Regions from separate parts of the Mus musculus genome. Here region 1 is linked to region 2. Evidence: chromatin contacts called from ENCODE POLR2A ChIA-PET data. All regions are on one chromosome and are shown on one strand. The core of a region is the stretch at or near the end of the contact, and the rest is flanking DNA. Distances in the headings are between cores, read along the strand shown. Region 1 holds the start of Slc22a5 (solute carrier family 22 (organic cation transporter), member 5). Region 2 has its middle 2.9 kb from the start of Mir7671.

Region 1 (4,454 bases), core at 341-2,840, 130 kb after region 2:
TATACCTGAGAGCCCCTGTAAGGAGGGAAGCTCAGTCTATACCTCCAAGAGTCTTAAATGCCAAACAGGTACTCCTAGCTTCTCCCTACTGCTCCTGAAACCATTTCTTGATGTTGGATCTAGACCTAAGGGCTAACTAAACTCACCAAGAAACTATCTCCAACTGGCCAATCCCAATCCCTGATACTCAATGAACCAGTTGCTCAATAGTATCACAGAAGATTCTTCTCATATTCTGCATATTCAATACTGCTGAGCCTCCAGGAAACTACAGTTGGTGCCCAAGTCCCCAAACACATCCACATGCACCATTAAATGGCCTGCCACACCCCCAGCAGAGTGACTGAGAAATGTCAAAGTCACCCAAGAATAAAGTGCAAGGGGATGAGGAATTAGGTTTCCATCGCTTTTCAGAGTAACCTTACATGCCTTACCGAACCTCTCCAGTGATCTTGTCCCAGAATACTGTGGAAAAGACTCCATACCAACAAGTCACCCTGGATAGATCTGCAGACACATGGGTCCTTAAGAAGTAACAATCCATCGCGGGCAAATGGAAAACAGTTTCTCCTGGGGCATGGCAAGCCTTCATTTTGGGATGAGGACAGGTGAGGGAAGAAAGAATAACTCCAGAAAAGGTAGAGAGTTTGGAACACACGTTTCTTTAACTTTAAAAAGTTCTGCAAAGAGTCTTTCCTTTCTGAACAGAGGCTAAAACTGTGGCCTCTTCTCTGGAGCAAGTCTGAATCCGGCCCCTCTGAATCACATCACTACCTCGAGAAAGTCCCACCCCTCAGGGTCTCAGGGCATCTCCTAAGGGGCAGAACCTTCTGGACTCTATCTTCAATGGGACCCTATGGACGGATGGTCTGCCAGACACTTGTCCCCTGAGGGGCGTACTATGGCTAGAAGTCATCTCATAAAATGTTCCTGGGCCACCTGACTGGAGGATGCTCATCAGCCTGTGCGTTGGACGAAGGGCTACAACCGTCGCCGCGATGTCACCAGACCCTGATAGGGGGGCTGTCACCTACCTCTGTCACGATGGTGGACAGGAAGACGTCCTTGTCGTACTCCCAGCCATCCAGGCAGCTCTCCTGCTCCAGCTGCTCCAGGTCCACGTCCCGCCCCGGCTCCAGCCCTAGCTCAGAGAAGTTGGCGATGGTGGCCAGTCGGTAGCGGCGGCATTTCTGAGGCACCTGTCGTCCGTCCTTCGTCTCCAACGGGATACTGTGGTTGCGCCACGCGCTGCTCAGGTTCACGGTGTGAGGCACAAGGCAACGGTGCTCCGGGGTCCCCGCCAGGAACACGATGGACATACCATTGAAGCCATTGGGGATGATGCTGGCGCTGAGCAGGAAGAAGATGAGGCGCTGGAAGGGCCCCCACTCGCCTAGGAAGGCGGTCACCTCGTCGTAGTCCCGCATGCCGTCCTCAGCCTCCCACAGCGCCCGTATGGGAATAAGGGGACACCGTGGCGCGGGAGACGGGGCGCTGAGAGCCTCTGCGTGCAAGGCTCGTGAGTTCCCACCGACGCCTCCGACTCGGCCACCGCCAACTTTACATAGGGCCTGAGGGCGGGGCGGGCTCTGGGCATGGGCCTGGGCCGCAAGGCCCGCCCCGCCGTCCCGGCTCTGAGGCGCGGCGCGGCGCGGCACGGCGGGGGCGGGGCAGGGGCCTGAGTGACGCACAGTGGGCGCCGGCCATCGGCCGCGCGTGCGCCTGAGGCGGAGCCGAGCTAGGACTCAGAACTAGCTGGGCGGTACAGAAGGCGGGGCTGAACCGGGCTTCAGAACTGTCAGCGAGGGAGGGGTGTGGCTTCATTCGACCACGCCTCCATAGTCTCTACGGGGCCCGGGTTGGGTGAACACTTCTAGTTCCGCCCAGACTGGAAGACTGAGGCGGGGCGTCTGTGAGCCACGCCCCTAACAGGTCCGCTCTAGGGGGCGGAATTGGGTCTTTTCAGGACACTTCCTGGAGCAGGTTCCCAGGGTGCCCTTCTCTTGAGGGAAAGGGTGACTTTGAAAAGTTTGTGTCCAAGGCCATCCTGGGAAGACCATTCTGGGTGTTCAATGGAAAGAGGCTTAGAATTTAAGCAGTAAACAGCCCACCTTCTCAAATTTTTGTTGTGGTTGAGAGATATTGTGAACCTCGGAGAGTCTCATTGACAACGACAGCCTTTGTTGCAGTTTTTCCTGGAAAGACTGCCATCTTTTGTGGCTGCGGAGATAGCTCAGCTAGGACTCTCTTTAAGAGTCCAGATTGCTCCTCCAGAGGACCTTGGCTTGCTTCCTAAAAGGCATAGGGCAGCTCACAGGCCCAGTAGGCATGCACTCGGCACATTAGACAAAACAGACTTGCAGGCAAAACACTCATACACATAAAATAAAATAATAGTTATATATATTTACATATAATATATACATATATTAAAAAGGGGTGGATTTTGAGACTGGTGATGAGAAAGGTGGCAATGAATTTTAATTCCCAGACTATTATGTTCTTAAATTATTTTGTTGTCTTTTGATTTAAGAAATAGTAAAATTTTGACTTCAAGATTAAGGATCTTAGTGTAGGATTAATCTCTCAGATTTGTAATTTTTACAATTAATGCAGGAGCCAACTTGTTAAAAAACCAAAACAAAAACTTACCAGAGTTTGTGGCAAAGGACCTTAATCAAGTCTGGTCTTTATAGCCAGTTCCAGGTTCTCAAATAAACAACAACAACAAACTTTACCATGAAACCCATTATTTTGTCCTAGTAATATATTCTAAAAACCAACAACACCCAAAAACAAAACAAAAAACAAAAAACCGACCAGCAACTGTATGATTCTGAAGCAACACTGTCTAATAAAATAAGAAGTTACCCTTATAATTTTATCTATATTTATTTTTTTGAGATGAGTTTTGCTATATTGCCCTGGCTTGCTCAGTAGCTTTGACCTCAACTGACCAACCGTGCTCCTCAGCATTGCGGTGGAACAGGCAAACATTGTAACTACAATTGCTTTAGTAGCTGTTAGTAACTTTTCTGGTTACAGAGACAAAGCAACTTAAGCGGAAAGGGTTTGTTCGGCTCAGTAGTCAGAGGGTGGAGTCAGTCACTCCCGGAAGGCTGGGTGGCAGGAGTCTGCTTGTCACAGTCGCCTCATTCAGGAAGCCAGGAGAGAGAAATGCTGGCGCTCAGCTTGCTTTCTCTCCTCTTACTTAGTCCTGAACCAAAGGCCATGGAACAGATGCTGCCACTCTGAGGGTCACTCTTCCCACTCCAGCTAACGAGATCTAGAAGCTTCCTCACAGACACCTAGAGGTTTCTCTCTTAGGTGATTCTAGACCCTGTCAAGTTGACAACAATAATTGTCACAGCCATATTAATAAAATGTCCAGATCTAGTAAATAAAAATTTTACGTGGTCAGATTCAAGTTTTGCATAAAGAACTAACAATCTGAATTATAGTTATGTATTGGCATATGCAGGGACATGTGAGGTTGAGATATAAGTGGCTGCCCTGTGTTCTTCCTCCCTGGCAGTGCTCATAGTAGAAGCCTTTAGAGCTGGGGTGTTGCTCAGTGGGAGAGTGCTTGCCTTACACACACCAGGCCCTGGATTGGATCCCAGCCGTGTAAGAAAAGCTTTCCTTTAAAAAGTATGGAATTAACCATAACAATATGTGTAACCTGAATGTATCAGGAACATTATTATTTCAGTAAACCAGTTTCTTGTATCCTTGTATTAATAAACATTTCAAAAGAATACAAAGCTTCTATCAAAAGAATGTTAACTCATGTCCAAAAAGCAAGGTAAAATTAATACAGAAATTTATTTATTAAAAACCATTAATCCCATTTTTCACACTAAGTATTAGCATTCCAGCGTGTATTTAAAGCATATTTCAATTGACCCTGGTGAGCCACACCTTTGAATACTTTGCAGCTACATTTAGCTACATTTAGTTAGTGATTACCTAACTGGATGATACTTTTTTTAGATGGGATTTCTCTATGTAACCCTGGCTGTCCTGGCTCTCTCTTAGTAGACTAAGCTGGTCTTGAACTCACAGAGATCCACCTAGCCCCTGCCTCTGAAAGCTGGAATTAAAGACATGTGCCACTACCGCCTGGCAGAATTTAAGAATTTAAACATTATAAGCTATTCCGGTCTTGTGAAAATGCCATTTAAAGATTTTGTGTTTTCTCCTCTTTTTATCATTTATTTTATTTTATTTGTTGTTTTTTTGTAGTCCTGGAGATTGAACGTAGGTCATATATATATATATTTGTCTGCTTTAAAAAAGCAAAATAGAATAACAACAACAACAAGAGAATACAATCATGATAGGGTTTAGCGCAGTCTATGTCCCAAACTGCAAACAAAAATACAGAAGTGGGGATCTAGCATTCAGTTCTTAAACAAGGGAGTAGAAACATTTCTATAGCACTAAAAGCTAAA
Region 2 (4,505 bases), core at 416-2,915:
TACTCTCTAAACCATGTCCCAGAACGAGAGAAGGCCTGGGGAAGGCCCAAAGGCTTCATTCCTGCCTCTGCTGCCTCCCAACCACACTCAAATTCCTGTCTTCTGGTTCTGATCAAGATACCCAGGATTGGCAAACCCTGACTTACAGGGGCTCATGAGATGGTCAGAAGATTAAAGCGCGTCTGCCAGCTGCCTACCTGAGTTTGAACTCTGGCCCCTCATGGTGGAAGGAGAGCCTCACTCTGCTAAGTTGTCCTCCAACTGACACACACATACAGGGTGGTGGGTACCTTCTCTCATCCTCACATAAATCTGTGAATGTGATTGGTTTTTTGTTTGTTTTAATAAAAAAGTCAAAACAAAACAAACCAGAGTCACACCCCTGATCCTCCACGGAGGGTCCCTTAGAAGCGTCTGCTGCTACCCTCCCCACCTCTAGGGTGCAGCAGGGTCTTGGACTAGGGTGAGGCAGTCACAACAAACTTTTAAGGAGGCACTAACTTTCAGGCACACACAGATGTAGAGCTGGTCCCTGCTTCCTTAAAAATGCTGATTCCCAGATTGCCTCTCCCTGGAGGTCTGGTGGGCAATCCTCCTCTGCAGCCTTGGAGCGTTTCTGAGGCAGCCAGGACAAGCCATGTGGGAAAAGGCCTAAATTCCAGGCCTTTCTCTGCTGTCCTCCCCCAACGAAGGCCTCTTTTATCCCTTGGTCTGTGGACTTTGCCTCATGCTTCAAGCCTGGTTAGACTGATACTTCCTCAGAGGAGCCATCTGTGAACACTGGCTGAGGCACCCTGTCCCCACCCCTTCGGCATCTGTCTCTTGGCCTCACACTCCAGGTATGACACATACATGTAAGCGGAGTACACTTGGACCTTCTGTGGGAGGTAACCAAGTTCCCTCTACCCTTACAGACTTTCTATATAGGCTAGTGATGGCTGTCTTACTGAACAACATAACCCACGGTCAATCAGACGCATTAAGTCTTCAGACTGGAGTCCCCGCTCTACAAGAAGCTGCCTAAGTCACTGACTGGCACCCCGGCTCACACACGGCTGTCCAAGGCACTCTATTCTATTCCTGTGGAATCTTAAGGCATGGGTTTTGCTTCCTGAGAATGACAGACGAGTCACTACAGGTCCCCCCTGGCTCACAGCTTCTTCTCCCAGCATGCCATAGTTCATTCTGGCTTCACTGATAGAGCCCAGTCCTCCAGGACACTCCCTGTGCAGCACTGTGTGCTGGTTGGCTGACAAAATGATCCTCACTGTGGCCTGTCACTCATCCAGCGGGAAGCCAGCAAGTCTTTCTTCCTGACTCTCCAGGCAGGGTGGGTGTGGGGGCCTCTGACAACCTCTTGCCTGCTGCCAGACAGGTGTTTTTTGTTTTGGTAGTGTATTAGATTTGTAAACACGCGCGCGCGCACACACACACAAGCAAGCAGCATATGGGATCGTGGGGAGAGTTCAGGCTCAGGCTCGGAAGGTAGAGTGGGAGTTCCTTCTGTGGGTCTTAGAGAAAATGGGTAGGAGGTTTTAGAGCTGGAGCCGGCCTGTCCCTGTGTCCTGGGTAGCAGCAGGTGGAGGGGGTGAATTCCTGGGGAGGAAGCATCTCCACTAGTAGCCTTCTGATGACCCTTGGAGTCCAGTGATCTGAAAGCTGTGAGCTTCCTAGGGGAAGTGAGAACGGCACCTGGAGCCCCAGCGACGGCGGGGCGAGGGATTAAACACAGAACTGCTCCCCGTAGGGGGCTTGTTATTTTCTTCCCAGTAAACAGAGGCTGCCGCCCACACCCGTCTGGTCTGAATCTTAACACTGGGGTGGAGAAAGACTGGAATCTCGAAAAAGGACTGGAATCTCGCACGTCGGTCTTAATTAGTCCTCCCTTCAGCCAGTCCTTCCAGGGAAGGAAGAGAGCCACTTAGCATGAACCTAAAAGCCCTTGTCTTCTGTTCTTTTACCTTGACGAGGGGGTGGGGGTGGGAGTTGGGAGGGGTGAAAGGGGGTCTGGGGGGAGGTGATGGGAAAGGGAGCAGAGGTCCCGCTGGAACAACAGAGCAGAGCAGAAACAACCCCAGTGCCACGCAGAGAAGCCTCACTCTTCATTCCCTACTACCGGGGCAGCGTACGTTTTTTGTAGAAATTATTTTATTGTTAAGATTATCTCAGGGAACATGTACATACTGCTAAGACCTGCTGAGTTCACCATCTCCCTGCCCTCGCAGTGATCCATTTATCCATCCACCCACCATCTATCCACCCATCTCCTCATCCACTGTCCCATCCATCTACCTGTCTCTCCTCCTACTCATCCGCCTGCCTATCAGTCTAGCCTCCACTCTATCCATCTTTCTCTTCATTTATCCCTCCTACCCACCCATTTATACATCCCCTACCCTATCCTCCTATCCACCCTCCCTCCAATCCATCTTTCACTACTTCCCATAGGGTACCTGCTTTATGCTGGCCCTTGGGGATACAGTAGCAAGCAGGATGCACCTTCCTCTTGTCCTGTTCCCCCACACACACATACACAAATATGCCCCCTAGTGAAACCCAGCACAGACACTTTTAGGCCTGCTCCCAGGCCTGTTTTATGAGCTAGGGTCAGTTGGTTCTTTAACTCAGAAATACTGGCTCAGTGGTAATGACACTTGCCCTTGTAGAGACTCCAGGTTAGGATCCCTGCACACAGCCTGAAACTCCAGCTGCAGATAATCAGGCACTCTCCTCTGGTCTCTTTTTGAGCACTGTACACACACATGTTTGAGTATGTTACATACACACACACACACACGTGCAAGAGGGGGCAGGAGAGGAGCAAGAAAATACATATACATATAAAAATGATCTTAAAAATTAAATCTGAAAAAAAATAAAAAACAAAGCTGCCTCACCACGAAAGGGGGTACAATAAAACATTCTCTCTGGGGCCCCCTCAACTGCTGCCATGGCAGCCAGGCACTCTCATCTCTGGGGCAGGCCCTGGCATCGGGATTCCCAGGCTGAGTCACCAGGGTCTGCGGGCATAGCACAAGCTCCGCTCTTGCAGAATTTAGAGTTTCCTTAGCCCTCTTGCAGGCATGGCAATCCTGAACCTGGCTGGAAAAAAGCAAAGGCCATCACTTGACCTATCTGCCTGCCTCCCTCTTGACAATCTGCTTGTCTTCAGATGGTCACCACTACTGCCAGCCCCGACCCCAGCTCTTCTGGACCAGGAGGGGCTGGAGGTCTACTGAGTTTGATTCCTGCTTTTCTGAAAGCCATGGCTGCAAAGAGGGAGATCCAAGGATTTAAGGAAATATACGCTTTGGGGTGACCCTGCCTCCCTTGACCCCAGATTCTTCTTTGGATTGAAGATGCAAGGGAGGGAACTATACTCTGACTCCCCCAAAACACCATCCTGGCCCTTCCCTGCCAAGCTTCCTGGCTCAGATTCAAACCCAACCCACAGCCATCCATGGCTGCAGGGAGCTCCAGCCTCTGAGGACAGAAGGAAGTGGCCAAGCTCACAAATCACATTCCTTAGGGATGAGAACAGTCTGCTAGCTGCCCAAGGACCCACAGGAGGGTAGGGCTCAGTCACTCACGAAGGGGCTGAGTCCACTCCTAGAGAGGGACTCTTCTTTCATCTGCAGGACCTGACTGGGCAAGGGGCCAGGGGACTGGATCCAAAAGTCCAGTTCCACTCCATGCCTCCAATTCACTCAGCTTGACTGTTGTCCCTGTGCCCGCCTCTAAGTTTGGTTGTTTCTAGCCTTGAGCTTAGCAGGCTGGACAGGACGGAAGGGCGATGCTCTTCTTGAGCATGTCCAGAGAAATCTTCCCAATGGATAAGGAAAAGAGCGAGCAAAGAGTGGATATGAACCAACACAGTTGCTGGTACCCGTATCCCAGCATTTAGGAGGTCTGGAAGATGAGAAGATCCTGAGGTCCAGGCCAGCCTCAGCTACCCAGGAATTTGAAGCCAGCCTGGGCTACTGGAAACCCTAGCTTGCACACAGGCATGCATGGACACACATGTACTGGAGATGATGGGGCTAAGTTACTAGTGTCTGCCTAGCCTGCATCAAACCCTGATACTGCAAAGACCAGGCAAAGTCACCCACATTTCAAAGGTGGTAGCAGGAGGATCACAAGTTCAAGGTCATACATACTCAGCTCCACCCTGAGTCCAACAGTCTCAGGTATGTGAGACTTTGTCTCCATGCAAAGACAAACAATAAAACTCAGGACTCAGGCAGGAACAGTCATTCCTCAGGTATCCCTTGACTTTGTGGTCCATCCTCTGCTGGTGGACCGACCGACAGACAGACACCATTACACCCTGTTCAATGATCCCTCTGCTGTTCTCCTTTGAGATCCCCACCTTCTCTGGGAACAACAGCCCCAAGAGAACTGGGCAGGTGCTCTGAGGTGGGGCTTTTCCGGGGTTGGTTTTCCCCGGTTCCCACTGGAAGTTCCAGCGAGCTGCTGGCCAGGGACTTTGGACACGTGCCCGTCCC

The links. ChIA-PET counts read pairs that join two places held with the same protein, here RNA polymerase II (POLR2A).
Region 1: POLR2A ChIA-PET joins it to region 2 with 22 read pairs in Patski. The contact joins the promoter of Slc22a5 here to the enhancer-like site in region 2. POLR2A ChIA-PET finds 5 or more read pairs at or near these places in 3 of 5 experiments (Patski and embryonic stem cell).

Annotation. Positions count from the first base shown.
Region 1 is chr11:53,890,113-53,894,566 of GRCm38, forward strand. Slc22a5 (solute carrier family 22 (organic cation transporter), member 5) reads right to left here and starts at 1,591. Exons shown (of 10, transcript NM_011396.3): 1 at 1,035-1,591. The coding sequence starts at 1,427.
Region 2 is chr11:53,758,458-53,762,962 of GRCm38, forward strand. No RefSeq gene overlaps it. Among named protein-coding and RNA genes, the nearest start is that of Mir7671, 2.9 kb to the right of the region's middle. Within about 2 kb of position 1,666, at least 2 of the 3 ENCODE cell types and tissues checked have a DNase peak (open chromatin) inside an H3K27ac peak, as active enhancers do.